Linked DNA regions of Homo sapiens: all the other regions are linked to region 3. A link is a loop called in an ENCODE intact Hi-C map of the cell type or tissue named here. Cell type or tissue: PC-3. All regions are shown on one strand. Region 1 has its middle 44 kb from the start of ABI3BP. Region 2 overlaps SENP7 (SUMO specific peptidase 7). Region 3 overlaps ABI3BP (ABI family member 3 binding protein). Region 4 has its middle 79 kb from the start of ABI3BP.

What was found. Hi-C counts contacts between places; a loop is a spot of excess contacts. Peaks named below come from ENCODE experiments on the same cell type or tissue, not always from the same donor. Only the 100,000 strongest peaks of a DNase experiment are listed, where the experiment ranks them.
Region 1: a loop joins it to region 3, with 8 times the contacts of the local background. A loop is called at or near these places in 2 of 110 quality-filtered maps.
Region 2: a loop joins it to region 3, with 4 times the contacts of the local background. A loop is called at or near these places in 17 of 110 quality-filtered maps.
Region 4: a loop joins it to region 3, with 5 times the contacts of the local background. A loop is called at or near these places in 7 of 110 quality-filtered maps.

The regions. Positions count from the first base shown.
Region 1 is chr3:101,033,117-101,041,116 of GRCh38, reverse strand. No RefSeq gene overlaps it. Among named protein-coding and RNA genes, the nearest start is that of ABI3BP, 44 kb to the right of the region's middle. In PC-3, no CTCF peak of the experiment used is centred here; DNase peaks (open chromatin) are centred at 4,226 and 4,676; H3K4me3 peaks cover 733 bases; H3K27ac peaks cover 1,918 bases.
Region 2 is chr3:101,377,089-101,385,088 of GRCh38, reverse strand. The region is part of intron 6 of SENP7 (SUMO specific peptidase 7); the gene reads left to right. Among named protein-coding and RNA genes, the nearest start is that of IMPG2, 61 kb to the right of the region's middle. In PC-3, a CTCF peak has its summit at 3,056 (motif pointing right); a DNase peak (open chromatin) is centred at 3,058.
Region 3 is chr3:100,895,412-100,903,411 of GRCh38, reverse strand. It overlaps ABI3BP (ABI family member 3 binding protein), which reads left to right. Exons shown (of 68, transcript NM_001375547.2): 3 at 726-794; 4 at 4,518-4,650. Among named protein-coding and RNA genes, the nearest start is that of ABI3BP, 94 kb to the left of the region's middle. In PC-3, no CTCF peak of the experiment used is centred here; DNase peaks (open chromatin) are centred at 641, 2,581, 3,791 and 4,561; H3K4me3 peaks cover 3,552 bases; H3K27ac peaks cover 5,302 bases.
Region 4 is chr3:101,068,843-101,076,842 of GRCh38, reverse strand. No RefSeq gene overlaps it. Among named protein-coding and RNA genes, the nearest start is that of ABI3BP, 79 kb to the right of the region's middle. In PC-3, CTCF peaks have their summits at 6,171 and 6,380 (motif pointing left); a DNase peak (open chromatin) is centred at 4,342; H3K4me3 peaks cover 524 bases; H3K27ac peaks cover 2,624 bases.

The sequences.
Region 1 (8,000 bases), 140 kb before region 3:
CCAGCAGCAAAAGTCCAACAACAAACAAGAGGCAGCTCTGCTCTGATGGAGGGAAGGAGGACAGAATAAGAGATGTAGGTTGATTATCGCTTATCTCAAATGCATGGGACCAGAAGTGTTTCAGGTTTCAGATTTTTGTGATTTGGGGACATTTGCATCATACTTACTGATTCAGCATCCTTAATCTGAAAATCCAAAACCTGAAATGCTCCAATGAGTATTTTATTTGAGCATCATACTGGTACTTGAAAAGTTTTATATTTTGCAGCATTTTGGATTTTCAGATAAGGGACATTCAACCTTTAATAAGCAAATATATATGACATCAGGTGTGAAAAGTGAAACAACAAAAAACAATAAGGGGATAGAGAACGTGTGTTTGTGTGCAAGTGTGTGTGTGTGTGTGTGTGTGGTGCACTCTTATATAATGTGGTTTGCAAAAGTCTCTGGAAGAGATAGTGGACTGAATGTCGCAAGGAAGCAAGCCTTGCAGGTCCCCGAGGGCTGAGTTTCCAAGCAGACAAGGCAGCAAGGACAGCAAGCATGAAGGTCCTAAGCTGCATGCCTGGTGTATCTGAGGAATGAGGAGGGAGCTGGTGCAGGGGAGCAGGGGGAGTAAGGTGAGTGGAGGAGGTGAGGTCAGAGATGTCAGGGGGGCCAGTACACAGGGATAAGTATACAATGGATGAGATTTTGGCTTTGAATCCAAGAGAGATGGGAAGCTATGGGGGAGTTTCAACCATAATCTTATTTGCCTGTTAACTGGCTTACTCTGGCAGCCATTGCAGAACAGCCTGCTGGGACGAAAATAGATTTCCCAGGGGTATGGGCAGAAACAGAAAGACTGATTAGGAGGCTGTTGCCAAAGCTAGATGAGAAGCATGATCCCCTCAGTACTGGCTGCTAAGTTGTTAAAAAAAAATTATATATATATATATATATATATATATATATATATATATATATATATATATATATATATGGTATTCTTTCTCAGAAAATGAATTCTTTCTAATGTCTACTGACTTCTGCATTAAACCAAGTCTGCTTCTCTTTGCTTATCCTTTATTTCTGTATATACTACCCCTCAAATGCAAAGGCTTTGATTAGAATAATAATAATGGGTATGATGAAGAATAGTTGGATTTTGGATCTACTTCAATAATGGAGCTGAGCGGATTTATTGGTGGACTACAAGAAGGGTATGATAGAAAGAGGAACCCAGGATAGCACTTAAGAATTGGGCCTCAGCAACTGGAAGGGTGGAAGGGAAGACTAAAAGAGAGGCACATGCTGGGAACACTGTGGGGTCTTTTTCAGTCTCTAAGAATCTTCTGTTCCAACATAGTTTTAAGAAGAAATCCTACCTTAGGCTTATCGGCCACCTACATCCTATGGTTTAGTTGACTGCTAAAGGCTGGTTCTGTAGGATATAAGAAAATTGCCTAGCATGAAGGGTACTCTGATATAGAAATTGGGAGGAGTGTAAAACACAAATTCCACCTATCTGACTGCTTAGCCAAGCGCTAGCCCTAGTTATTAAGGAACTTTTCTGACTGACTGTCTCCCTAGAGGCTCAAGGCTAGAGTAACAGCTGTAGGTGATTCCCAACTTGGCAAAGGTTGCAATCACCTTTAAGCCTCCAAAGTTGAATCTGGCACTTTTCCAAGATTTGGTTAGTGAAAGCATAGAGCTGCTAGAGGGAAGGACTCAAAGAAGGTCACAGCTAGGAGAGACCTTCGCTAGAGTATAAATTAAAATTTAGAAAGAGACAAGGTCTGGAGAGATTACATGACTTCTGCAAGAGGCATGAGGAGTAGCAGAGACAGGGTTAGAACCTGGGTCTCTAACTCCCAAGCCAGTGCTGTTTTTGCTGTGCAATGCTAAAGGGAATATGAAAGTCACAAGTAGTCACTGACTTGGAACAAATCATCTTTTACTCTCAGGAGACTAGAGATTGTTGTAGTCTTCACCACACACTACTTTTAATTCATATTCATGAATCCCATAAGATTTACCCTTAGGCAAAAACTGGAGTTTGGCTGCGTTTCTTGGTCTAAACAAACCAAGAATGGCAATAATAATCCTTGGTTTCCTCTGGGGAGAGATTATTACTTTCACATTCAGGAAGTGATGAATTGCAACTATAATGGTTGGAAAAGGACAGTGGTGTAATGAGCAGATGTTACTACCATGAATGTGGGGATAATTACAATTCTTCTATGGATAACTACCATAAAAATAAGTTTGCAATATGTCCGTTTTCTTGCCTTATCAAACTGGCAGTTGAAGGCAAAATGGCTTGATTTGAATTTCATCCATGTTTTTCACAATGCCGGAGGAGCTGCTAAGGGGTAGTGAAAGATCCAGAGTAGACTGCTGGAGAAAGAAAGGTGATGCAAGCAGTCAGCTGCTGAAAGACTGACACTTGGTTGTTTCCATTGAAATGTTTTAAAAATCCAGGTGGAAGCTTGTGAACAAGATTTTCTCTGATTACTACAGCATCATCACACCACATGTCAAAAATAGTTATTGCTCACACAAACTGTAGTCATGCTTTTAGTTTCACTCTCTCTCTCTCTTTGCAAGTTCATTGAACTTAGACCTTACTAAGATTTAGGGATCCATTCAATTCTGTACCAGCTGTTTAGTAGCTGATGCTTTTTTTTTTAATAGGGAAAAATTTCTCACATCTCTGTAGATTTCTTACCCTGGGATATTAGTCAGGGTTCCTCAGAGAAATAAAACCAATAGGATAGACAGATGATAGATAGATAGACAGATAGATAGATAGACAGATAGATATATGGAAGACGAAATTTATTATAGGAATTGCCTTATGTGATTATGGGGGCCAAGAATCCCCACAATAATATAGATATATATGGGGAAATTTATTATAGGAATTGGCCTATGTGATTATAGAGGTTGAGAAGACCCACAGTCTGTCATATGCAAGGCGCAGAACCAGGAAAGCTGGTAGTATAATTCCTTCCAAGTCGAAAGGCCTGAGAAAAAAGGGAGCTGGTGGTGTAAGTCCCAGTCTGAGTCTGAAGGCCTGAGAACCAGGATTATATATGTCCAAAGGCAGAGGAACTTGGATGTCTCAGTTCCAACAAAGAAAAAAAGCAAATTCACCCTTCTTCCATATTTACGTTCCATTTACATATTGGATTACCTCCACCCACCTTAGTGAGTGCAATCTTCTTTACTCAGTTTGCCTATTCAAATGCTAATCTCTTCCAGAAACACCCTCACAGACACACCGGGAAATAATGTTTTGCCAGCAATCTGGGTATTCCTTAGCTCAGTCAAGTTGACACATAAAATCAACCATCACAATTAACTCCTTGTAAGCTTGGCACCCATATGAATCTCCTTAAACCATTCCTAACCTTCAAATAAAGACAAAAACCAGGCCGTAATGCCACCTACCAGGATACGAGGATCCTGCGTACACAAGGAATACTAATCCTTTCCTCAGAAGAGAAGGTAAAGTCTTTCAGTGACATTTTCTCTTCTGATATCCTACAGGTTACACTTGAATACTATGTACAAGTTACATACACACACACACACACACACACACACACACACACATATATCCTACAAGTTATGCTTGAATACTATGATGTAAAATTACATATGTATATGTATGTATATATAAAATTACATATATATACACATATATCCTACAAGTTACACTTTAATACTATGATGTAAAAATAACAATAGTTAAATACTGATATAAAGTTAATACATATCATGTTATGTGATAAGGAAATAAGATTAGAAATAAAGGAAATATGTTTGCTTAATATATATCTATGTACACCCAAATATATTCATAACAAGATGAGGAGGAAACACTCATGAAATTACAATTCTCATTTCTGTAACTGGTCATGTAGTTGTAACTGGTATTTATAACTACCTTCTGCTACTACCCATTCTGCATTTTCTTTGCCTTCAGCAAGGACCTCAGCTCATTGTGGCTCTTTACCTGTGGGGTGACCGAAAACTTAATTCCTGACCAGTCTGGGTCATTTGTAATCCTGCCTGGATTGGGTAGTTGTAGTTTCTCCTTGACGTTAATCACAGGGCATGGTAATACTAAAAGATGCCCTAAGGGATCTTCTGTATTTCAGACTTCTCTTCCTTCTATTGCGGAGTAGTAGTCCTATTTACCCTTGGTAGTCAGGATCAATCACCCCAGCCAACATCATAACTCCCTTCTTGGCTGTTGACTCAGAGGCATGAGGAGCCCAAAGTGGCAGTCTTAACTTCTAGTTTAATGGAAGTATTGTTGTATCTCCTGGTGGAAGTATTCTTACCTCTGGGACTAAGACGTCTAAGCCAACAGAGCATAAAGTCTAATGAACAGGAAGCATACATTTTGTTTGTGAGTTACTATGTGTAAATAGGAAATGGTGCCTCTCCCATCTCCACCCCTTGCTACCTGGACCTGTGACTTCTGGCTCTGAGAGAAAGAGCACCATATATTGGATGCTGATTCAGAGCATATACAGAGGGCCTTGTACAAGCCTTGCAAGGTATTGCCATCTAACTGGTATTATAACTGAGTGTTCAAAAGGCCATTCCACCATCCTATCAAGCCAGCAGCTTCGGGATGGTGTGGAATGTGGCAAGACCAGTGAATTCCATGAGCATGAGATCACTGCTGCACTTTTTGTGTGTTCTAGAATAAAATATTTTAAAAATTTCTTCCTGGCTCATTGCTATGAGTTCTTCTGTCTGTGGTTACTAAGACTAATCCCCAAGGAATCAGGAAGAGTCAATCCTTCCTTAGAAGCTGAATGCTGAATCTCTGATTATTCAAGACATTGGACTATTTTTTTAGGAAGTGATGTGACTCTGTTATTTTTCTCCTTGATCTGACAGTATCTGTGGGAAGAGCACAATGAGTTGCATAAAATAACTGACATTAAATTTCAGTGATTTTCTTCTGTGTTATATCTAGCTATACTTTATTCTTTCTCTTCTTCACATTTGTCTGTTGTGCTAATTGACTTAGCTCCTACTTTCTGCTCTGAAATTCACAAAACTACAGTTAAGTATGACACATTTTCTCAATGCTTCTATTTTATCCTAAAATATTGGTGGGGGGGAGACATTGGATTTTTACATTCCTAAAAGATTTTGTTACACACATGTAGAGGGAAAAATCAGTGTAATTCTGTTTTCTGATGGACGTGTTATAGGCCAAATAGAAAAAAAATCACTTAGATTTTTAACTTTTATTTTATGTTCAGGGGTACATGTGCAGGTTTGTTATATAGGTAAATTGCATGTCACAGGGGTTTGGTGGACAGATTATTTTGCCACCCAGGTAATAAGCATAGTACCTGATAGGTAGATTTTTGATCCTCACCCTCCTTTCTCTCTCCACTATCAAGTAGGTCCCAGTGTCTGTTGTTCCTTTTTTTGTGTCTATGTGTACTCAGTGTTCAGCTCCTACTTATAAGTGAGGGCTCTGTTCCTGCGTTAATTCGCTTAGGATACTGGCCTCCAGCTTCATCCATGTTGCTTCAAAGGACTTGATATCTTTTCTTTTTTTTTTTGAGATGGAGTTTCGCTCTTGTTGCCTAGGCTGGAGTGCAATGGCATGATCTCAGCTCACTGCAACCTCCACCTCCCAGGTTCAAGAGATTCTCCTGTCTAAGCCTCCTGAGTAGCTGGGATTACAGGCATGTGCCACCACACCCGGCTAATTTTGTATTTTTAGTAGAGACGGGGTTTCTCCATGTTGGTCAGGCTGGTCTCGGACTCCCGACCTCAGGTGATCCACCTGCCTCAGCCTCCCAAAGTTCTGGGATTACAGGCATGAGCCACCACGCCTGGCCGATATCATTATTTTTTATGGCTGTGTAGTATTCCATGGTGCATATGCAACACATTTTTTTTCCAGTCCACCATTGATGAGCATTTAGATTGATTCCGTGTCTTTGCTATTGTTAATAGTGTTGTGATGCACATACATGTACATGTGTCCTTTTGGTAGAATGATTTTTATTTCTTTGGGCATATACTCAATAATGAGATTGCTGGGTTGAATGTTAATTTTGCTTTGAGTTTTTTGAGAAATCACCAAACTGCTTTTCACAATGGCCAAACTAATTTGCATTCCCACCAGCAGTGTATAAACATTCCCTTTTCTCTGCAACCTCGCCAGCATCTGTTATTTTTTGACTTTTTAACATAGCCATGCTGACTGGTGTGAGATGGTGTCTCACTGTGGTTTCGGTGTACAGTTCTCTAATGATTAGTGATGCTGAGCATTTTTTCTTTGCTTGTTGGTCCCTTGTATGTCTTCTTTTGAAAACTATCTGTTCATGTCCCTTTCCCACTTTTTAATGGGGTTGTTTTTTGTTTGTTGATTTAATTCTTTATAGATGATAGATATTGGACCTTTGTCAGATGCAAAAAAAAAAAAAAAAAAAAAGACTAGAAAATTCTGAGTATGTAGCAGGTGCTACCAGCTAAGGCCAGGCTCCCAGCTCATCATACTAGGCCTTTGGGAACCTTCAGTGGAAAAGGAGAGCTTTACCATATTCTCTCAGTAGCAACAAAACCTGCCACCTAGATGAGGGATACTATAATCCCAAATTTTGGCGGAAGTACATATTTTCTTTGACGTCTGTTTGCCCATTTGATCTTGCTTTTGTTCTCACTTTCTCTCCTCCCTTTACAAATAGTTACATACATTTAATTGGGGGGTGAAACAAAACATGGATATCAATCTTTAGGGCATTATGAAAGTTATCTCCTCAATTATCCAAGTTAAGTGAGCGGCACTTCTGTTGCATTATAAAATAGCTTCCTCTGGTGTACTTTTAAAACTCTCTGTGTTCTAGGGTCAACTATTAGTGACCACAATGTTCAATAATTACTCAGATTTGGTGATTCTGTCCTAAGGTGAAATTGATCCTGTGCAAGCAGAATGATTGTTGTGAGAAAGGCAGCAATGGCAAGGTGTAGAACTTGATGAGATTTAGAGAGAAGCTAACAGCTGAAGCCACTCCCTCTCCCCCAAAGAGGGAGTGGCTCTGTTTTCACGGGAAGTATCTATTTCCATGGGAAAGCAGAGAGGAGAGATTCCCTAGACTACATATTAATTCTAAAGCATCCTCAATATCAATGAGAGAGAGATGCATGTGCAGATGGCAGTTGCTTGGGATCTTTTCCTTTTGATCAAATACATATATTTATGTCCAGATTTACTTCTTTATGTGTACTCAGTTGCAGGGAAGTTTTGAAAGGCATTGCCAGGGATTGTCTACAGATCGTTTTGTCATTACGTAGAATGCGTTTCAGCAATGGTCTTTGTATAGTGTGCTGGGCTGGAAGCATTGGTGTCTAGAGACAGCTGCCTCATGCTGCCAGACTCACACAGAATTGACTTTTGCTACTGTGTGTATGATTTAAACACACACACACACACGCACACACACACACACACACAGATACACATTTATAAATGAAAAGATCAAACGTCTCAGAGTTCTGTTACTCACTTGAGGAAACAGGGTAGGAAAAATGACTTGGAAAAGGAAAATCAAATTACAATCAGAATAATTATTGATGAACAGGGAATCTGAGTGAAGAAGAGATTTAAGATACTCGTGCTGAGGTGACTTGGTGACACACCTTTCCCCAACCTGGAGACCCTCCTTACAAGGAATTGAATCTGCATTTCTGTCAGGGCAGGCATATTGGCTCAAGGTAGCACTCTAAATTCACATTAACTCCTATTTTGACTGTGAGAGATTTTTTAAAACGTTAGCTCTTCATAGCTTATCTTTTTCTCATTTTCATTCAGTTTTATAACAAGGTCTCAATTTATTTCTGTCACATTAGTGATTTTTATAAATGTCCAAGGAAGCAATCTAACCTCATCAGCCCTCAGTCTTCAGAGCAAGTATTTGCTAATTACTTTAGGTAAGGCTGCTTGCTATTATTGGAGGAATGAATCTCATCTT
Region 2 (8,000 bases), 480 kb before region 3:
CTAACAAGATTAGGTGTTACGATTAAACTTTTTTTGATAAGCCGTAGGCAAAAATATATAATTGTTTTCATTAAATTGTCTTCATTTCATTCGTCTTTTATTTTTTGTATTAGGCCATTCTTGCACTGCTATTAGTGAAATACCCAATACTGGGTAGTATGTAAGAAATGAGGTTTAATAGGCTCACAGTTCTACAGACTGTACAGGAAGCATAGCAGCATCTGCTTCTGGGGAGACCTCAGGAAGCTTACAATCGTGGTGATGTCACAGGATCCTTGTGGTGTTGCTTCGCCAGCTGGTGACCTCTTTGCCTGAGTTTTACTTGGGTCTGCTGGGCTTGTTCTGCCCACTTGGCCTGGCAGGCTGTGCTTGGCTCCCACTACTGGCCCGGATTCCATACCTGCCAACGGCGAGCCAGGTGCAGAGTGGCGAGGGGTGTGTGAGCGAGTGAGTGCTGGGTCTGGCCACTGTGCACAGCCAGGCATGTCGGCTGTGGTGGGACGGGCAGCTCCAGGTGCTGGCACGGGTGCTGGCTTCCCACAAGACTGCAGTTGGACCAGTCGTACTGCAAGTGGCTTCCACTGCTGGCACTGGGGATTGAGGTGGTGCCCAGAAGCTTGGAGACACCAGGAACTGCAGAGCCCCAAAGAGGGTGTCACAGCCCTGGCTAGGGGAACTCTTAGGTGGGCTCCCTTAAGGGCCACAGCTCTTCTTTCCTTCTGTCTTCTCTTCTTCTAGTCACCCGCAACGTGGCAAGAGTGTGTAGCACCCTTTTTAGCCCTGTTTGTATTATAGCTCTTCCAGTCCTGCCACTTGGCAAGTCCTGAATTCTTGTCCTGTGTTCAGGAAGAATTAGGTATGTGGACAACTGGAGGGTGAGTAAGGTAAAGTGGTGTTTTATTGAGTGACAGTACAGCTCTCAGGAGACCTGAAGTGGATAGCTCCTATTTGCAGGCAGGTGATCCTGTCGAGTATACAGCTCTCAGCTGAGAGGGGACCCACAGTGGGTAGCTTCTCTCTGCAGGCAGGTAGTCCTGATATCTGCCCAAGTCTGGCTGAGTCCAGGGGTTTTTATGGCCTTTGGAGGGTAGGAAGTGCACGCTTATTGGTCCATAGGCAGCCATGGCTCAGCCTGGAGAAAGCACCATAAGTTGTCACTCTGGTCCACGGAACTGGGAGCCTGGGCCCCAGACTTCAGGCTGTCCCAGGCCTGAAGGAGGGGCTTCACTGGGGACACTCCCCTTTCTGCCCAGGAACTGGTCTGCCTCCCACTGCCATCAACCTCCTATCCCCAGTGCCCAGGCAGTTCATGCTGAGGGGTGCCTGCAGGCCCACACTGAGCTGCCCTCAGCATCCCCTTCCCTCCTGTGCTCATTGGCCCCCAAAGTCCAGAGGGGGCTGAGGTGGCAGGGGGCTGGCGTGTACCCGAGCATGTGTACACCTGGCCAGGTTGTGACAGTGCCTCGCCTTGGCCTCAACTTTGCTCTAGAATTGGAGTGGGCACTGAGAGTGGAGAGGCTGGGCAGTGGGAGCAGACACTTCTGAGTGTGCGGGGGCATGGGGGCCTTCCTGGGCTCCTTAGAGTACAGGAATGCCCAGGTTTGCAGCTGTGGCTATGTGGCTGCAGCAGTGCTGGGGAAGGCAGGACTCCCGCCCCTCCAACTTGGAAGGAGGGTGGGGCTTCTGCCTGTTCCCAGCTCCCACCAGCTCTGTGGAATTTGCAGTCCCGGCTGTGCCTCCCCCACTGCAGCCGGCCTCTTTGCAGCAGCTGCTCCAGATGGGCTGCTGCTGCTGCCATCAGTGGAAAGCAAAGGGGGAGCAGGCACATCACATGGTGAAAGCAGGAGCAAGAGAAAGAGTGGGGAGGCTGCTACACACTCTTAACCAGATGTAGCAAGAACTCACTCACTTATCATGAAGACGGCACCAAGCCCTGAAGGATCTGCTCCCATGACCTAAACACCTCTCACCAGGCCTCACCTCTAGCATGGGGATATAGTTCACTATGAGATTTGGTCAGGGACAATTATCCAAACTTAATCATTTTTAGTGAATATGTTTTAAAAAATTTCTTATATGAGTTTCTGTTAGTATTTGTCCTTATTAGGGTGCTCATCTCTTATTCATTTTAAAAACTCTCATTAAAGGTATTGACTCTTTGTAATATGTATTGTAAATTGTTTTTCAAGTTTGCTATACTACACTTTCTTTATAGTATCTTTGATATAGAAGACTTTTAGTTTATTTTGCAAAATATGTTAGTGTTTAATTCCTGTGTTTTGGCTTATCCCTGGCAAGACCTCTTTAACCCCAAATATGGAGATAAGTCAGCCAGCTACTGTTCTCATTTGTACTGCTTTAGATGAGCTATCAATTCCTGAACAAGTCTGTAGATTACTTTCCTAATTGAAGTTCTGATTCTTTTTTTGCCCTTCCATTATAAATATTTATTAAGAACTCCCTTTTAGGTCAGACTGAGCAGAATGTTTTAGTATTTTTAAATTTTACTTCCCATTGGGATTTTTAGAAATACTTTATAACTGCTAATGTAAAGAAGTCTAATTTAATTTCCAAATAATATATACCGAATTGTATTAGAAAATAGGCTTGGGTGTGGTGACTCATACCTGTAATCTCAGTGCTTTGGGAGGCCAAGATAGGAGGATGGCTTGAGGTCAGGAGTTCAAGATCAGCCTGGGAAGCATAGCAAGACCCTGTCTCTACAAAAAACTTTTAAAAAAAGAATTAGTCAGGTGCAGTACTGTGTGCCTGTAGTCCTATCTACTAAGAAAGCTGAAGCTGGAAGGTTGCTTGAGCCCAGGAGTTAGAGGTTACAATGAGCGATGATCAAGCCACTGCACTCCAGCATGGGTGACAGAGTGAGACCCTGTACCTAAAAATAAAAAAAAGAAGAAAAATATTTCATAAAATTATGTTTTACAAAAGTAATAAAGGTTTTATTGTAGCTAGCCACTCAGCAGGGATTGGTAATTAGCCTTGAGTGAAAGGGATCAAATTGCTATTTTAAATTGCAAGACTCTAATATAGACTTCCAACAGAGGGAGCCCAAAGCTTTTAAATGGAAGTGGAGGAGGTTTCATTTTTATTAATGTATTCCAGCTCTGTCATAGTTTCCTATATTCATGTCAGTTGATTTTCTTTTTAAGCTTTCCTTTGGTAATTTGGTAATGACAATAATCCACATAAACACTAAAGAAGATACTCTATTTTGAGATCATTTTCCCCTGTTAACTTAAAATTTCTCTTCTATGTTTTATGTCATAAATTTTCTTCTGACTAGCAATTTGAAAAACACTGATACAAATAGTGCATATATCCTAAGTTCAACTCCTTTATGCTAGAAACATTAGTCAGTTTTGAATAAAATTACTAATAATGATACTCATTTGCACGGTTAACTCTTGAACATTTGCATTATATGGTTATCACTCTTTTCAAAATAATATTTCATTATTATCTATATGTAATTTATGTAAACATTTAAACTTTTTCCTAATTTGAACAATAATGCATATTTATATTAAGAGATATATAGAAAAGTATGAAATTGATATTACCCATAATCCATTCCTCAATAATAAGCATTGATAATATTTTGATATGCTTTCATCTAAATATTTTTCTGGATTAAATGATTATAATCATGAAAAATAGTGTTATTTTTATTCATTTCACACTATCCTCTTTTGATATTAATCTTTACTTTAGGCCTATGAGATAGATAGGAGAGCAGTTAATATTTCTATTTTATAAATGTGGAAACTTTTTGAGGTTCAAAGAGATTAAGTGGCAGAGGTAGAACTATAACACAGGTCTAATATATATGAGATGCATTTAAGTTAAAAAACATAATGTTAAAATAAACACCCAAATGTTCACCTTCTATTAAAAAATAGACTATTATCAGCATCACCGAAGCCTTCTGTGTTCCCCACTTTGCCCATTCTGTCCCATTCCCATGCATTCGCCTTAGAATTAACCACTTTTCTGAATTTTAAGTTTTATATAATTGTGAACTTTAGAAAAATGATTCAGGTTACTGAACAATATGTATTACATGGCATGCATTTTTTTTGCCTAACATTTTTGTGAGATTCATTCATGTTGATGCATAGAGCTAGAGATCATCCAGTTTTACTTATGTATTTATTGTATTAATATTAAAAATAGATCTACCTACTTTTTATTGATGGAGTTTGGATTGTATCCAGTTTTTTTTCTCTCATAAACAATGCTCCTTTGGACATTTTCATTTTATATGTGTTGCCAGTAAATAGTATGTATCTGGATACTTCTCTTTTTACATTCAGTCTACATTTATTTTTAACTATAAGGCATAGTCTGTTTATATTTTATACTACTATTTTTCTTTATGCTTTTTATTTGGTCTGCTTGACTTTTTTTCCTTTCTTGTATTTTTTTTTTTTTTAGAGATAGGTCTTGCTATGTTGCCCAGGCTGGAGTGCAGTGGCTATTTACAGGCATGATTATAGTGCACTACAGCCTTGAACTCCTGGCCTCAAGTCAGCCTTCGAAGTAGCACACTATAGGTGTGCACCACTGTGCCCCACCCATTCTTGTATTTTAAAAATTAGTTATGTTTTGTTTTGTGTGTGTGTGTGGGGGGGGGGGCGGTGGTTTGCTTTACGTTCTAGAAGATTTAGACTCTTTCTATTTTTAAATAGTTTTCTATAAATTATAATATACTTGATAGACCTATCAAAGTCCAAAGTTAATTAGTATCTGTGTTCTCATTTTGAATAATAGGGACTTTAATCTATTTTAAGTACATTCACATTATTGTACAACCATTACCACCATTCATTTTCAGAACTTTTTTCATTTTTACCAAACTGAAACTCTGTATCTATGAAACAGGAACTCCTCATTCCTCTCTCCCCCTAAACCCTGACAGCCACCATTCTACTTTCAGTTTCTATGATTTATTTCATGACCCTAAGTACCTTAAATAAGTGGAATCACAGTATTTGTCCTTTGCTAACTGACTTATCTCGCTTAGCATAGTGTCTTAAAAGTTCATCTATGTTGCAGCATGTGTCAGAATGTTCTTCCTTTTTAAGGCTGACTATATTCCATTTTATGTATCAACTAAATTTTGTTCTATTCATCTGTTGATAGATAGTGGTGTTGCTTCTACATTTTGGCTATTGTGTGTAATGCCATTATGAACATGGGTGTTCAGTGTGTGTTTGTATCTCTCCTTTAAGTTCTTTTGGGTATATATCCAGAAGTAGAAGTGCTGGATCATATGGCAATCTATTTTTAGCTTTTTGAGGAAACATCATACTATTATTCATAGTGGCTGCACCATGTTACATTGCCACCAGCAGTGCACAAGGGTTCCAGTTACTCCATATCTCGCCAATACTTGTTTTCGTTTTTTTGATAATAACCATCCTAATGCATGTGAGGTGGAATCTCATTGTGATTTTGATTTTCATTTTCCTAATGAATAGTGATATTGAACATCTTTTCGTGTTGTTGGCCATTTATATGTCTTCTTTAGAGAAATGTTTATTCAAGTACTTTGCCTGCTTTTGAATTGGATTTTTTTTGTAAGTTGTAGGATTTCTTTATATATTCTGGATACTGATCCCTTAATAGATATGGGATTTGCAAATATTTCGTCTCATTCTGTGGGTTGCCTTTTTACTCTGATGAAGTCTACGTAATCTGTTTCTTTAGTTGACTGTGCTTTTGTTGTCATATTCAGAAATGTTAACAAATCTAATGTGAAGATTTTCCCCTATGTTTTCTTCCAAGAATTTTCAAAATAGCTTTATGCCTTATGCTTAGGTCTCTGATCCATTTTGTGTTAATTATTGTATATGGTGTTAGGTAAGGGTACAGATTCATTGTTTTGCATGTGGCTATTCAGTTTTTCCAGCATCATTTGTTGAAAAGGCTGCCCTTTCCTCATTGAATGGTCTTGGTACCCTTGTTGAAAATCATTTGACCATGTATTTGAGGGTTTATTTCTGGGATCTCTATTCTGTTCTGTTGGTTTATGTGTCTGTTTTTATACTAGTACCACACTGTTTTGATTACCGTAGCTTTACAGAAAGTTTTGAAATCAGAGAGTATTAATCCTGCAACTTTGTACTTTATTTATTTATTGGTAGGTTTTTTTTCTCTGAACACTTAAAAGATTTCACTCCACAGTGTTCTTACTTGCATGGTTTCTGAGAAATGAGATACAATTCTTGTCTTTGTTTTTCTATAGTTAAGGGCTTATTTTTTTCTGGATTTTATTAACTGTTTTTAAATCTTTGATTTTTTTGCAGTTTAATATGATATGCCTAGGTGTTATTTTTTGGGCATTTATTCTCTTTGGTGTTCTCTGAACTTGCCAGTCTGTGATTTGGTGTCTGACATTAATTTGGGGAAATTCTCATGCATTATTGCTTTGCATTTTTCCTCTGTTTCTTTACCTCTTTCTTCTTATGATATTCCCATTATGCCTATGCTACACCTATTGTAGTTGTCCCACATTTCTTCAATATTCTGTTACGGGTTTTTTTAGTCTTTTTTTCTCTTTGCTTTCCTGTGTTGGAATTTTCTATTTCTATATACTCAAGTTCAGAGATTCTTTCCTTTTCCATATCCTGTCTACTAGTGAGCCCATCCAAGGCATTGTTCATTTCTGTTACAGTGTTTTGATCTTTAGTATTTCTTTTTCATTCTTCATTACACTTTCTCTCTGCTAACATTGCCCATAAGTGCTTATATGCTGTATACTTTATCTGTTGATCATATTTGTTTTAAATTCCTAATCTGATAATTCAACATCTCTGACATGTCTGGTTCTGGTTCTGATACTTGTTGTCAAACTGTGGTTTTTTTTCTTTTAGAGTGGCTTTTAATTTTCTTTTTGTTTTTTGTTTTTTTTTGGATAGTTGGACATGACGTACTAGATAAAAGCAACTACTGTAAATAGACCTTTAGGAATGTGGTGGTAAGATGTGAGAGGAAGAAAAGCATTCTGTAGTCCTGTTAGGTTTCAGTCTTTTAACCCATTTATGCTTAGTGTTCTATTACTGGAACGCTAGGCATGTGGAAGTTATTTATATCCTACTGCTAAAGGTTATCACCAAGCTGTGATTGCAAAAATTCAAAAAATTGCAACCTCAGGCGTTAATGAGCCTTTGTCCTTGGCCTGTTAACTTTACAAGTGCTTCTCATTCTCTTCTGAATGCTTTGGTGCAACAGCATACCTGGAATATAATGAAGTTAGATATTTCCCTTCTCCCACATGGAAAGCTAGATGGTCTTGGAATTGTGTATTTTCCTTGCTTTTCCTCACACAGAATGCTAGACGGAGCTAGAGTTGGGTATTTTTTATTTCCCCTGCTTGATTAGGCTCTAAAAAATAACTCATAGTTTAGGCTCTGGTGAAATAGTTTTTCTTGAGGGCAGGCCTTGTTAAGAACAGAATGCTCTGATATATTTGAAAATGTTTTCCTTCCTCTGCTGAACCATGAGGGGATTTTTCTGATATTCACTGTGAGAACCTGGTTGAACTCCTGGAGATAAAACTCACAAAAGTGTGCGACCCCCTTTATGACTAAGTCCTCTGGGATTTTTAACTCTTAGACTTATGTACACTGAACCCTCAGCAATTTGTCAATTGCAGTTTAGGTCTTCATACTCCAATAGTAGTTACTGGGACTGTTTCTGCTTGTGGGTTTTTGCTTTAGTAAGTTGCGATTCTCTGTATTCACCTGGCTGTCTTTCTCCCATTTTGGGGGCAGCCATTCATCCTGTGACTTCACTTTTCTGTCACGTCCAGGAAGAGTTGTTGATTTTTCAGTTTTACCCGTTAGGATAGATAACTTCCAAGCTCCTTTCATGTTGGACTGGGAACTCCTGTGTATTGCACTTCGTTTGATGCAGTTTTGGGTTTAATTTCTCTTTTTTATTTTGATGCTCTTAGTTTATCATTTATTAAAAGTTTACCA
Region 3 (8,000 bases):
TCTTGCAGACATCAATATTTAAAAAATTATTTGATAAATTATTAGCTCCTTATTGAGTTAGCATATGCTGATTGATTTAATATAATTTTATTTAAAACTTAAATATCCTGAGATTCCCTATGTACATTTCATTGAAATATATTTAAAATGAAAATTATACCAACTTATAAATTGTGACTGTTTAGAAATTGTTCATTAAAAATGACTAGCTATGAAAACAGGCTGAGAAATTACATAAACAGGATACAAATTAGGAAGGGCGTTATAAATATTCCTGTTCCCATGAAAGGGAGTGATTTTAGCTCATACAGGTGAGGCCCACGGTGTCTTGTGCAAGTAGAATTTTTCCTTCCCTGGAGCATCGGGATTGGCTCTCCTTGAGGCATGGGGTAACAGAATGGACATACTCTGATTTTTTAAAATATATATTTGCAGAGAAAAGAACTGATGAAGACAGCGTTTAAAATCTGTGTATAGTATGATTATTTTAAGACTTCTCCCTCACCCTTGCCCATTTGGTTTGGAAAATCTGGATTTAATTTTCATTTTAATGACTTAATAAACTTCTCAGGAAGTGTCAACTTTTCGGATTATTGGGTCCTCTCACTCCCTGGAGCTGCGGTTATGGAGGATGACTCAGGGAATGCTGAATCAGGGTAGGGGTGTGCTGCCTCCAATGCTGGTTCTCAAAGGGTTTTTCTGATAAATAATGTTATTGCTTCCAGATGCAGAGCCGAAATATCTGATAGTTGTGCGACCTGCTCCACCTCCAAGTCAAAAGAAGTCATGTTCAGGTATAGTCCTTTGCATTGAATTCTTTTTCTTTTATGAACTTTGAACCATGACTTTTCATCTCTTTTGGACCCCTGGAGACCAAATGCCTTGAGAAGCTTTAAGAATGTAGAGGAGGTGTCAGCCCTGGGTCCACAGTTTACCCTTTTGGAGAAGTAACACAGCCTGGTGGTAGAGACTGCTTGGGATTTTCTCCTGGTGCCACCACTTGCAAACTGCAGGGAATTACATAAGTTATTGAACCTCTCTACTCCTGGATTCTGCTGCATAATAGGGTTGTCCTTGAGGATTAAATGAGTTAAGGACAGTGCCTGGCCTGTAGTCAGTGCTCATTTGGGGTTAGCTCCTATTAGCCTGTTTCTATTTTACAGTGTGTGAACTCATGCTCACTATTGTGCCTTTCAGATGTTAAGGGCAAAATTTTATGTCTCACCTTTTCTTAAGGAGACTGTTTACATTTTAAAAGGATAATTCATGTATGTGTGTTAAATAGATCAGCATGTAGGTTTTATTTACTCCTTATCTCTCCCTTCTAACCTCTTCAATTCAATAAAGGAAGGATTTCTTCCATAAAATAAAAATAATAGCAACACTCATGTTTCCAGGTCTAGGAAGACTTGCAACAGGAAAGTGGATATATAAATAAGTAAGTAGAAACTTTCTACATAACTAAAGATTAAAATTCTATGTCGTCTAATTTCACTACCAAAACTTCTTCTCAGATCAAATAATATAGCTGACCATTGCTATAAGGAAGAAGCTGTGAATATGCTTTTTCTATCTGATGTTGCATCTTCCTAACTCTATATAGAGTTGATCACAAAATTTTGCTTTTCTTTTTTTTTTTTTTCTTTGAGACGGAGTCTTGCTCTGTGGCCCAGACTGGAGCGCAGTGGTGCAATCTCAGCTCACTGCAAGCTCCGCCTCCCAGGTTCACGCCATTCTCCTGCCTCAGCCTCTCGAGTAGCTGGGACTACAGGCGCCCACCACCAGGCCCGGCTAATTTTTTGTATTTTTTAGTAGAGACGGGGTTTCACCGTGTTAGCCAGGACAGTCTCGACCTCCTGACCTCATGATCCACCCCCACCTCGCTCTCCCAAAGTGCTGGGATTACAGGTGTGAGCCACTGCACCCAGCCTGCTTTTATTTTTCTAATGTGAATGATCTCCAAGTAATTATTGCCAAAGCATGTTCATCTTTTATGGTACACTGGATACCACACGATAAAAGGATCTTTTTGTTTGTTTGCTATATTTTTCTGGAGGAATAAAATGGGAGAAAGAACAGTCAGCTATTCAGTTATACTAAATAGCTTAAATCAGAAATTAGTTGCCACAATTCCCTCCCCTCTTTCTGCTGATTTCCACTTCTTTTAAGAGCAGCATTGAATGGTTAAGCATTTTGAAAAATACTAATTCTTTTTCCTGGCCTCATAGATCATCCCAAAGCAAAAGGGAAATTCCAATCGCTCCTTACAACTTGTTAGTGAGAGTTGTCCAGACAGTTTTCCACACACTTGAAAATAGATGTACTCTCAATATTTCAAGACTGTACTTCAAAAATATTGAGCCACAAACTCAAGAAACATCAGTGTGATTCCATGGAATCTGTTTTCAGATGAATACTCATTGAACTGTTTCTTGATAGAAATATGATCATAGTACAAATATACAAAATTATGTAAGGAATGTCAAGAGAATGATCATGCCTTAGCACTTTATAACTTCATTTTATTTTGAGGATTCTATGACACTAGCCTTAGAAATTATTGTTTACTTTATGACCAGCTCAGGAAATTGCTTCATCTTGCTCAGGATATAACATCCCACCTTTCTTTTTGGATAGCGGATATAATTTTGTTTTTGTTATCTGCATTTAGGAATAATGTAATGACTAAGGGATTAGCTTCCATTCATTCTATATTTGTATCTGCCACATAAATTTTAATTATTTAATTATTTTTATATTAAGATTCAACCTTAGTGAAATAGTTATTTGGTCATACAAATAATTGGGAGACCATTAGTTTCCCTTGGTCATACAAGCCTTAGGTTCCTTACATGAAAAATATGTCTTTCATCTCTAAATGGCATTATTTTTATACATAGAGAGCCAAGACAGTGATATCATAAAAATAAAACTAGATTGTGATTGAGGAGACCCAGGACTTGAGTTTTGACTTTGCTCTTAATGTGACTTTGGACAATCTTGAAACTTCTCTGTGCCTTATTTTTCATCTGCAAAGTGAATGAGATCGTTGCATCACGTTAGTGAAAATCAACTCAGGAATTGAAAAGGGAAGATCACAATCATCCCAGGGCTTGTTCAAACTATAAGTGTTCCCTGCCTTCACTGCAGATTCTAATCTGCCCTCATTGGAGCTCATACATGACAATTTAAATCACCATCATATAAGGCACAATTACAGCTGGGTCTGCAGAAGTTAGAGAAGAATAAACCCGTGTTTCCAACCATGTAAATGATAACTATCTTTGAAACTTATTTCAAACATCTTTAAAAGTCAACTATCCTATAATGAGGCAATTTGCCACCACTAGGTTAGGTGTATTCTGTGCTAAGAAGGGTTCTTGCTTGAATAACAACTTACAGAACTTAAATTTAACAAAAGGAACAAGCTTGACACAATTTTCAAGAGCATTTGATTCAGATGACCACCAATAGGCTCATGCAAGGGGCACTCTCCTACCTACCTTAATAGAGGTGGCAGGCCATTCTGCCATTTGGCTCCCACTTCATTAGACAGCACAAGTTCTTTCTAGAGCAAATACAACATTCATAGTCTCAAGAAATAAAAGAGGGAATTCAACAGCAATACAGAGTATGTATGTTTTATATTCTGTGTAGTTTTATTAGGCTTTCTATCGGATTTTTATCTTATTTACTCTAATTATTTTCAATGAGTCAGCATTGGTTTTCATGGTTGAGGTTCTTCCTGTTTTTCGCTGCCCTACTTCTGCAGTTTCAGATAATTTTGAAAGTGCAAGTGCCTGCTTCTGTGTACTTGAACACAATCTCCAGTGATTTATTAGCATAACTCTTGGCATTATTTAGATCCAGTTGGCACCATCAGAACAACTGTGCTTCCTGTGTTACCCCTACTCTTCCATCATTGTTAAAAAATGTGTTTGCCTTTTCCATTTAGATACTCATTGTAAAATATATACTTACTACAATAACATGAAGAGATTTTACACTTCTAAATAGGTTAAAAAAGATTATAACCTACAATCTAGATAATAAGGTTTATTTTCTTGTCTTAGATGTTATTTCACACTCATTCACAGTCCCGGGAAAAAAATAAACATACTTTCATTTTATCTGTAAAAGAAATTAAGTGTGTGTATGTGTGTTTGTTTATTTCACTCATCACAGCTAAGACCTCCATATCCTTCCCTGACCCACAAGAAAATAAAACTAGGTATAGCTGGATATTGTTAATATGTGTACATGTACAATATACATATACATGTGTATGCATATATGCATATGCACACATGCATAGACACAAATCTGAAAAAGGTATTTGATTCACATTTAAATTCCTGGGCAAAAATTAGTAATAATGTGGACTATAGAAAAGGAAAGGAACTTGATGTTTTCACATTTTGCATCATCTTGCCAAGTCATCTTTAATGCATTTTACCCGAATCATGGCAACTTACTAAATGTCTCCTGAATTATTAACCTCTATGCCACCTCCACAGGTAAAACTCGTTCTCGCAAACCTCTGCAGCTGGTGGTTGGCACTCTGACACCGAGCTCGGTCTTCCTGTCCTGGGGTTTCCTCATCAACCCACACCATGACTGGACATTGCCAAGTCACTGTCCCAATGACAGGTAATATTAGCATTTGCTTTTAATAGCATCTGTACATGCTTTAGAAGAATATGTAAGTATCAGGACTGTTAGCATTGACTTAACACCTCTTAGCTGTACAGCCTGTTCTAGGTGTGAGGGGAACAAAGTCAGGGGCCCTGCCCTTGAGAAGGTTATCTACCTGAATAGAAAACACATACATGTAATTTTTTTCAAAAATCATGAACTATTATACAAGGAAGTATGAGTCAAATAGCAAATGGGTGGTATCAGTAATAAGTGCAATTAGAAACTCAGAAGGCGGGGCCAAAGGCAGTTAGGAAAGACAATTAAAAGTTGGAAAGTTGATTGGAAAAGGATGGATCTTTGATCTCACAATTGAAGCTCTTAAATCATACTTCTCAAAGTGTGGTTCCCAAAGCAAGCAGTATCAGCATGTCTTGAACTTGTCAAAAGGTAAATTCTCAGGTCCCCCTCAGACTCACTGAGTTAGAAACTCTCAAGGTGGGGCCCAGCCATTTGTGTTTTCACAAGCCTTCCAGGTGGTTTTGATGCCCACTGAAGTTTGAGAATCACTGGCTTAGAAAACTGAGGAGAGACACACAGGCAGAGATATAAGCAGAGGAAAAGCAAGTTGGAAATGAAGCTACCATTTTCTTTGGAAGAACAAATGGGAAAAATCTAAGTATATTTTTAAACTACTGCTATTTATCCATCCAACCATTTGATGCATGTATTTAGATGCATTGGATGGATATGTACTAGGCCCTGTGCTACATGCTGAACCATACTTCTAGGTTGGTTATAAAATGATGTTTGCTTATAAATATTTACTATATTAGCTTCAAAACTCAGAAACTTGCATCTAGAAAAGCATTCAAAATTTTCAAGCTTCAATCAAGGCATTTTATTTTTAAAGTTTTCTATTTTAAATACATTCAAAGTGATTTTTACATTTCAGAAGTTTTCTTATTCCTTTTTGAATAAAAAACATTTATTGAGGTATAATTTAAACACAGTAAAATGCATAAATATTAGTGTACAGTTTGAGTTATGACAAATGCCTATAACCATGTATCCAATACCCATCAGGAAACAGAAAAATTTTATCACTCTAGAAAGTACTTTCCTCCAGAAACAACCATTGATTTGATTTCTATCACCATAGATTAGTTTTGCCTACTCTAGAATTCCATATAAATGGAGTCATATAGTATGGGTTTTCTGACTGTCTTCTTTCGCTGAGCATTGAGATTCATTCATGACATTGCGGATATCAATAATTCATTCTTTTTTGTACTCCTGAGTGATAGTCTATTATGTGAATATTCAAAAGTTTATTCTCTTGCTAATGAGCACCTGAATTATGTTGTTTTTTTTTATGTATATGAATACAGACTGTATAAACATTTTCGCATAAAATTTTGGTGGACATTTTAATTTCTCTTAAACATAAGTGGAATTTCTGAGTTATAGGAAGATGTATATTACGTATATTTGATTATTTTTTGCCTAATTTTTCCATCTACATTCCCACAAGCAATGTAGGAGAGCTCTGATTGCTCCACATTCTAAAGCAGCATTTTGTGTTGTCAGCATCTTTCATTTTAGCCATTCTAGTGTAGTAGTTTTTCATTACAGTTTTGATATGTATTTCCCTTACACTAAGGCTATTGCATACTTCTTAATGTGCTTTTTGGCCATGTTTATGTTTTTTGTAGTGTTTTATTTATTTTTATTTGTCCAAATCAAACTAAAATGAAGGAATTTTTAAAGTGTTTATAAGTTCTCAAAATCACCTTTCATCTGACGTTGGGAAATCTAGACTCAAGAAAAAAATCAAATTTCCCTTCATATGCCCATGGTTCTCAAGGGATGAATACTTGGAAAAACATGTAGAAGATATTTCCAAAACCCAATTTTTTGAAAAATAATTTTGAAATGCTTCAAAGAATCTGAAATACTTTTTATTTCACCCACCACTAATCCCATGACTTATTTTGTTTGGAAAATGGACTCAAAAGAACATGCCTCCTTGTGATAATTCCGGTTCCTAATGGATTGGTCTGGGGTACTAATGCTGAGAAAATAAACACTTATGGATTGCTCTTTTTCTTTTTAAAAATTATCTTGATAAAGTTATGGAGAGAGAAAGGGAGAAGAGAGGAAGGAAGAAAGGAAATTTTGTAGTCTTACAGCAAAATGCAACCCAATTTTAAGGGTTACTCAACTTGCTTGATGAATCTGTAGGACTACTTGTTTCAATAGGTTTAGTAACCTGGCAAACTTGTGTAGCATAATTTGGAGTAATTTCTTCCTCCCGCTCTCAAGCCTCTCCTCCAATTTCACTTTGTCCTACTGACACTTCTGTAAAAGAATCTATCTGATGACCGATTCTAATTGATAGATGTTGCCATGGTTTGACAGCACCCGGAGATAATGAATATAGAGAAAGTTAGGACAGATGACCTAATGGAGCTAGGATTCTAACCCAGGCTGTTGACTCTAAGGCCCAAGCTATTCAGACCATGCATGGATCTCACCCTCACCCTCACCCCCTTGCACACGCACCCTGGCTCTACTCTTATCAAATAGATGGAATTAGGCACATCACATCACAATATTCAAAATCGATAATTTCATTTTGAATAAAGTCTTTTGAAAGATACAATAATGACAAGCAAGATATTCTTGACCAAAGTAGGGAACCATTAGGACATGAGTTGAAGGGAAGAATTAAACAGTAATGACTAAAAAGGAGTATTTGGAGTACTAGTAAATTTCATTTCCCCATGCTTCCTTTCTCCCTAATTAGCATAGTTAATAAACCGACATTTAAAGTCTTTGTGATGTTTGAGGAAAAAAATAATAGCCCCGATTTAAAAGCCTGGAAATACTGTACATATTAGAAGCATCCAAATAAATCTGCCAGAACTACAAATTAGTGTAATTAGAAGCAGACTAGACTTGGAGAAATCTACCCTCATATGTTCATGCATAATTTTTTTATAATTTAGACTAATCCAGTAGGTTAGCATAAGCAATAATAGCTAAAAATGATGGTTATATTCTGAAAATTGGAAGATTAATACAGCTAAAGTTTTACTTCAGGAGTATCTTTTTACAAAACCATTGCAATCTGAATGCACTTGGCTTGCTACAGGAACACCAATTGGTATCATTTTAATTCATTGATATTTGGTTCCCTCTGTACAGTCTCTGATTTTTTAAAAAAATGATTTACATTGGTTTGTGTAGCCTCATTTATCCTGTGCAAATAACAGTGAAATTTGTTTTTATATTTTGACTATGGACTTTGTATATCAAAGCTCTTAGGTAGTAAGTTTCCAGTTAGAAAACCCTCATTGTTT
Region 4 (8,000 bases), 170 kb before region 3:
GGGAGGGGGGAGGGATAGCATTGGGAGATATACCTAATGCTAAATGACGAGTTACTGGGTGCAGCACACCAACATGGCACATGTATACATATGTAACAAACCTGCACGTTGTGCACATGTATCCTAAAACTTAAAAGTATAATCATAATAAAAACAAAACAAAACAAAACAAAAAAATTGTCCCTTGGCTTTCTTACATAGAGATCAGATCCTCATCTGTACTGATTTCAGCAATGGATTACTTTTATACATGTATGAAACCAAAAAGGGTATTGACAAATGTCTATATTTTACATATGTATAACTTTACAAGGAAAATCCATATTTCTTATTTATGGAAATAGAGATATGTCTCACCTCCTTCTCCAATATATAGTGAGTCAGTCATGGTGGTAAATACAGACTAGCTGGACAGGACTGATCTGAGAAGCTCTTTAACCTGGACCCCCAAGGACCTGAATTCTTACTGGGGATATAGTTTGATAATGTGTGGTATTTTTCACAGTGTTCTATCTTACACAGTTTTGGGCTATGGTGATAATACATAAAGAGTTCTAGATTAAAGTCAGAAGACTTGCTTTTGCTATTAACTAGTTGTGTGATTTGGGCAACTTAGTCTTTTCCTCATTTTCTGTTGGAAAGTAGAAAAGAAGGAAAACTGAATTTGCTGGGACAAAAACTGGATATGAAAAAATTGTGGGGGTTTTTTCTTTTTCTTTTTAAAATTTTTATAGATTTAGACAGTACAAGTACAATTTTGTTACATAGATATATTGTGTAGTCTGGGCTTTTAATATAGCCATCATCTGAGTAGTGTACATTGTATCCATTAAGTAATTTCTCATCCCTCACTCGGCTCCCACCCTCCCACCCGTCCAACTCTCTATGTCCATGCATACATATTTTTGAGCTTCCACTTATAAGTGAGAACATGTGGTATTTGACTTTCTGTTTCTGAGTTATTTCACTTAATGGCTTCTAGTTTCATCCATGTGGCTGCAAAAGACATGATTTCATTCATTTTTATAGTTTTAAGTCATATACTTCTATAAAAACTGGAGTAGAATTAAGATACCAACATTGAAGAGGTTGGCTTACGTGATGATGCTATTATGAATTTCCATGACAACTCAAATATCCTTAGGTTGATCTTCAAAAATTGTTAGATCCATAAACTGAATGCCCTTAGAGAATAAAGAATTATACATTTCGTTGACAGAACATAATTCATTAATAATTCTTTGAGGAACCTTTTAACTATTGTGTATGTATATTTAGTGCTTATCAAATATCCAATTAATCTATTCAATGGTTAGCATTTTATATCATTAATATGATTGCTTTTCTGTTCCATTTTACCAAGATTGGTTTCAGCTTTGAACCAAAAACTGAGACAGCGACACATTGACGTTTTTTGCTTGTTGCTTATTCTAATTTTTCTCAGATGAATGTCATTTTAACCTAGCCTTTTATAGGCTTTTCTTCACAACATTTCAAAAGGTAGTTTTTATTTTAAATCTGCTTGGAACTTATCAAAGACTTCTGAAATATAACTCAATAACATATAATTATTATTAGCACTCTATTTATAAGGGAACCAATAGTAGATCGATTTAACCTATTTTAAAAAAAGGATTTATGTAAGAGAAAAATGAAAAGACAAAAAGAAAACTGTGGATCTTTCATAAACAACAAATTGTTTTACTTTCCTTGAATAAGATGAGGATGAGCTGGCAGGAAGCAAGAAGACCTTTCTTCCCAGTTGCTCATGGATTTTCCAGAAGACCTTGGATATTTCCCCATAGCATGTTGCTTATATTGGGTCTGTTCATGTCTTTGATTAGCATCTTCATTTTAGCTTTGCTAGGTATGCCCCATTTATCTCTTAACATTTTTCATGTCCAATCAATTTTTAAATATATCTCAGTACATAACTGTATTAGTTTCCTATTGCTGCTATAACAAATTATCACAAAATTGGTTAGCTTGAAACAACACAAATGTATTATTTTTTATTTCTGGAAATCAGAGTCCAAAACAGGTCTTCAGGGCTGTGTTCCTTCTGGAGGCTCTAGGGGAGAATTCATTTCCTCGCCCTTTCCAGTTTCTTGAGGTTGCCTGCATTCCTTGGCTCGGGGCCATATGACTCTGAACTCTGCTTCTGTTGTCACATTGTCTTTTCTGATTCTGACCCTCTGCCTTTTACTTATAAGAACATTTGTGATTATATTGGGCTCACCCAGTGCTATGGTTTGAATGTTTGCCTCCTCATAAATGCATGTTGAAACTTACTCTCCAGTGCAATCATAGTAAGAGATGGGGGCCGTTAGGATTAAGACACGAAGGTTCTGCCCTCACAGATGATATTCGTTTCTTATAAAAGGGGTGGATGGAACCAGCCAGACTCTTTTGGCCCTTCCATCCCTTCCACTACATGAAGACACAGCATTTATCCCCTCTGGACACAGCAGCAAAGTGTCATCTTGGAAGCAGAGAGCAGCCCTCACCAGACAGTGAACTGATACTGAACTTCTGAGCCTGCAGAACTGTAAGGCATAAACTTCTGTTCTTATAAATTACCTAGTGTCAGGTATATAGCAGCACAAATGGACTAAGATACCCGGATAATCCAGGTAGTCCTACCATCTAAAAATCCTTCACTTAGGCATATTGCAAAGTCCCTTTTCCCATGTAGGGTGATATATTCACAGGTTTCACATTAGAATGTGGACATCTTGGGGGTTGGACATTATTCTGCTTTTCATAATAGCACATTACAAGATCCATAGTAGATACAAAGAACTGCTACAGTAATAATAATAATGCTCATAATTAACCAGGAATGCAAAACAAAAGTTGATGCTGTTATTAACATATCAATAATTGATAATTTTGTCTTTCATGATTAATAGTTTTAAGACCTCTTGACAATGTAGTTATAAGGCATAATATAGACATTACATCACAGCTACAGTAAGATCCATCAATGACATCTTAATGTGCTTTTACTTTCTTCATGGGGATTCATTTATTCACATGTGCATATATTTTTTGGTTATTAAGTACAACAAATTATGTACCAGGGTCTGCTCTCATAGAGGTTTATGATGCAATGTTCAGTTTAAGCCTAACAACCCAAATTTATTACAGACTTTTTTATTTTGAGAGGGAAATATTGCTCCTTAATTCTTTATTTTTAGATTGGTACGCTTAAATATGTATATATGTATATATCTGGGAAGCTAAAACAAATAATAATTTGGGAGAAGAATTTAGAAATGTCTAAAAAGAGGGTTATTTAAGGTTTTGTAAACTTTCATACAAGTTACTTGCTATTAGGTAAACATTCTAAGGGATTATTTTCCTTAGATTATTTTGCTCTCTAACAGGCTGCTTTCTGGCAATCCCTTGGTCATTTGAATTGGACATATCAGACCAGGTTATTAAGAATTTAAAATTACTTTATCAGTCTAAGTGGAAAAATTAATACATTTCCTATTTAAAATGCCAAACAACTTAATTACATTCTCTTTAATTTGAGCTTTCTAATAATAAAGCAACTAACATATGCAATTTTAACCACCAACTTAATTAGGGTAAACACACAGAGTTAATTTCCAGCAACCTGTGTTGTTCTTTTCAGAAAACTAATTATTGCTTTTGTTTGATACACCATGAAAATAAGCACATGCCACTGTAAAGATTATTTTTTTGCCTTTCAAATAAAAATCTAAGAGTTATATCCAATTTTATCATTAGTTCTCTCTCCTACCCTGCCCTGTTCTTTTTCTCTAACCTCACAATATTAAATTAAAGGAGATGATTGTCCTGAGCTTTAAAATGAAAGTAGTTATGTCCTAGTGACATTGAGAAGCAATACTGAGTAGAACTTTTTTTTTTTTTATCAAATTGGTGTTGAGTCCTAATTAAAACAAGAACAATGATTCCTTTTCATAGTGGTTGGTTGGCTGATTTTTTAACACCTTGTTTAGGATGCTTATTTGTTTAGAATGCAGGATGGAGGAGTAATGGTGGAGATTCTGTCAGTACTCCTCAAAATTAAAACTCATGCAGATAATTTAAATGAGTAAAGTGGATTAGCTGATGACTTTTACATATAAGAAGATGCTTACCTTATATAAATATGAGAAATGGGGCCAGATATTCTAATTTTTAAAAAGAAGTGAAAGACTGGACATTTTTATATGAAGTATACTGTTTAATATAAGCAACGGATTAAATCAAAACACTGCCAAACAAAGAAAACACAATTGCAGAACAGGCTGCCAGGTTGAGACCTCCGGAGTAAATGACATCTAGTTTCCTGCTAGCTGTAAAAAATGTCTGAGTCAAGAAATGATACGCCCCATTCCACTCCCTGTTCTTATTAGATCAACATACAGTTTACTCATTAAGTAAAATACCAGGAAATGTTAGATAAATAATTCAGCTGTGTTTTTCTAACATAGTGGCCTCACTTTGATAGTTTAGTAGACGAGGCTTATAAATGGCTTTAGATTTTTGTCTAAATAATGTTAATGAGACCAGTGGGGTTCCTCTTGATAGGATAGTGCATTTTGTTATCAGAATAAGTCCTAACATGAATATGAACTTGTACTTTTTCATTTTTATTTTATTTTTTGAGGCCAAGTCTTGCTCTGTTGCCCAGGTTAGAGTGTGGTGATATATGATCATAGCTCACTGCAGCTACAATCACCTGGGCTCAAGCAATCCTCCTGTCTCAGCCTCCCAAGTAGCTGGGGCTACAAGTGTGCACCACCACACCCAGCTAATTATTATTAGTTTTTTTGTAGAGTTGAGTGTCTCACTATTTTACTCAGGCTGTTCTCAAACTCCTTAGATCAAGCAATCCTCCTACTCTGGCCTCCCAAAGTGCCGGGATTACACGCATGAGTTACCGTGCCCGGCTGAGCTTGTACTGTCAATTAGGCTATTGTATTGAGTGAGGGGATCAGGTTATTGGGCATTATACACCTAAGTGATAAAATTAGCCAGAAATCGCAGTGACTTTTGTTTCAGGATTTTTTGTTAAAGTAAACTTGGTATGTAACTCTTAATTGTAGGGGCTGGTAACTCTTTGGGGAAAGTTTGTAATAAAATCATGACTGAGGGAAAAAGTCAATCAAAATTTCAGCAACCAATAATCGAATTACAGATTTTATCCAAAATATCTGTCATTGGTGTTTGATTCTTATCTTGGACCTTTTATTAGAAATAATTTGTGGACACATAGAAAAAGGAAATGCAGAGATCTTTGGTTAGTTTTGAATCTTCACTGTTGGAGGGAAAGTATTTTTCAGAAAAGCCCTAAAGCACTTGAGGAGTTCTCAAAGATGGATTTCTTTTAGTGTCAATCATTCACCTATTAGTATTATTGAGTTCCAGATTATTTCTGGAGGATATTAAGCAAAAGGGGTTGGGGGTGAGGAGTATCAGATGTGGGAGGAAAGCAGGTGGCTTGGGAGACCTCGGAGGAACTCAGACATCAACTATTTTCTAGAATTAACCAAGGTCATTGCTGCTTACTTTATAAAGTCTTAGACTTTGTGTTAGGTGGCTTCTCCTTATTTGATGAATCTATCTGCACGTAACATCATGACTACTTAGAAATTGTACTCATGGAAGGGAAAATGGTCAGAGGCCTGATGAAAGAAGGAAAATTCAAAGTACACTAGACACGGCTCTTGGGCCAACAAAGGAAGGAAAGAGGAAGATGATGGTATCTCACACAGTAATGAAACCCAGTGTACTTTTGCCCTGAGCTAGATTTTAAAATAATGCAGGAAGTTGAGTGTGAAGTGGAGGCCATTTTGTAGTGGATAGGGTTGTGTGGGGAAAATCACCCAGAAAAAATATTCTGTCCTTTCAGCCTTGGGTAAGGTAGAGGACTCCCAGGGAGTAGCATTTGGATAACAGGAAGTTTAGACTTCTCTGTGAAATTAGACAGGCTATTTACTTAGGGATGACCATAAAAATCCAATTCCCTTAGATGGGAATCAGGAAAGGAGAATATGTCCACAAGACATTTTCTGAACAATTACCTGAGAAATTTGTGGAAGAGGGACTGCTTGTCATTAAAAAAACAAAAGCAAAAGCAAAAGTCTCCAGCATTTTACCTCCTTTTCTCTATTTTGGAAATTCCCTGCCATAAAAGTCTTGGTGGGAAGCAGAGTCCACCCCCTATAGACACAGAAGATTCCTTACCACCGTAGAAACAGAAAATTCTCAGAAATTGCTTTTGTAGCTCCCATGGAATTAGGTCTATCTAATGTAGTGCCTGGAATTTTTAAATCTGGAGTTAAAGAAGCTGCGGAGGCATAAATAGGGAGGAGTTCCTGGAGGGCAGCAGCAGGAGTGCCCTCTGGTGGTGGGTCCGGTGCTGGGTGCACGTGTCAGGGTAGGGGCAGCGTGTCCTCACCTGGAGGCTCTGTGCTGCATCTCTGGCTGTGGCCATGGCTGCAGAGCTTTCCTTTGTTCCTGCTTGTTTAACTTCCCAAGGAATGTGAAATTCCAATATCCTTTCATGTCATTTTTTTCCTGCTTAAATAAGATAGAGTTTGTTTCCATTCTTTGCACCTCACCAATACACAAGGAAATCACACACCCTTCTCCCATTCAGCCCATTCAGCCCCTAAAGAAGATAACAGGATGGAGTTTAAAGAATTAGAAGTTAAGTTGAGCTTTAAACTACAGAGCAGAAGGGGAGGAGGAGGGAGAGAGGGAGAACATGATCTTGTGTGATAATTTAGGAGCTGGGGAGCAGGGTAAAAAGCAATGGAATTTGGAGCAATAAGGTTGCTTAATGACTTCTCTTTACACATGAAGTCATTTATATTTCTGTTATTTACTTTATGGCTTTACAGTCCATGATGGCAGGTTCTCGCTTCTCTCATACTGTGTTGTAAACTCTGGTTCTAACATGGGACCTGACAAAGAGGAGTTGCTGTAGGATTTGTTGAGTCAATTTTCATGGTTCTGTAGTTATTTGACTCTTGGAAATAAGGAGACAAAATAAAGTTTTAAAGAATGATGTATCCTTTGTTTATTTCTTTCTAAATGCTGTAAAATCACACCCTGATTATAAAGTAGGATGGAGCCGTAAGGAATTCCTTCATGTATCTTCTGCTTTGCAGAAAACCCTTTGCTACTACGGACTTGCTCCTTTGGTTTGATTTTTGAGTAATTAACATGGGATAAGGGAGTATTTTTATAGGATTTACTTGTGAGTTCAGAACATAAACGTGTAATTGCAAGAATTGCTGCTGTGGGGAGAGTCCTAAAGCAAAAATAAAACTTAGAAACTTGAGAACAAAATGGCAAAACTTAGTCTTATCCACAAAGGAAAAAGAAAGAGAAAAAAATTCAATGGTGCCATAATTGGAGCTCATTGTGCTTGGAGCCAGATGGCTTGCCCTTGGTTTTGGAGGCCAACAGGCCAAATTCCAAACATTACAGCCTGAGATGGCCTTATAATCAAAGAATAAAATAACTGAGGAAAACTTTGGAAAACCTCTAGTCTTTGCTTATGTTATTTTTCTTTTGCCTATTTGGTAACAATAAGATTTTTAATATTCTGTTTATAGTGTTTGGAGTGGTTCTTTCAATCCTAATGCTTGTCCCTGTCCATAAGCATGTTAGATAAACCCTGCAACATAAGAAGAATTGTAGAGGATCAGTTTAATATTTTGCTTTAGGTAGGAACATTAGCCTGTAACTATAGGGAGGTGTGGCAGTTACCCTCAATGATGCAATACTCAGATACACATGACTCTTGTTTAGCATCACATGTAATTATATTGGACTTTTAAGCATAAAGTAATAGCCAAAATAAGTATTAAATAAACAACTTGCCTCCTTTTTTTTGAGATTACTATTAGAAATAGCCAGTTTTATATTCCAGCTACTTAGCTCAGGTTATGTCCCCACCCAGAAATTTTACACTTGGTGATGAGGCATAAATATTTTCTGTGACTAAGTGG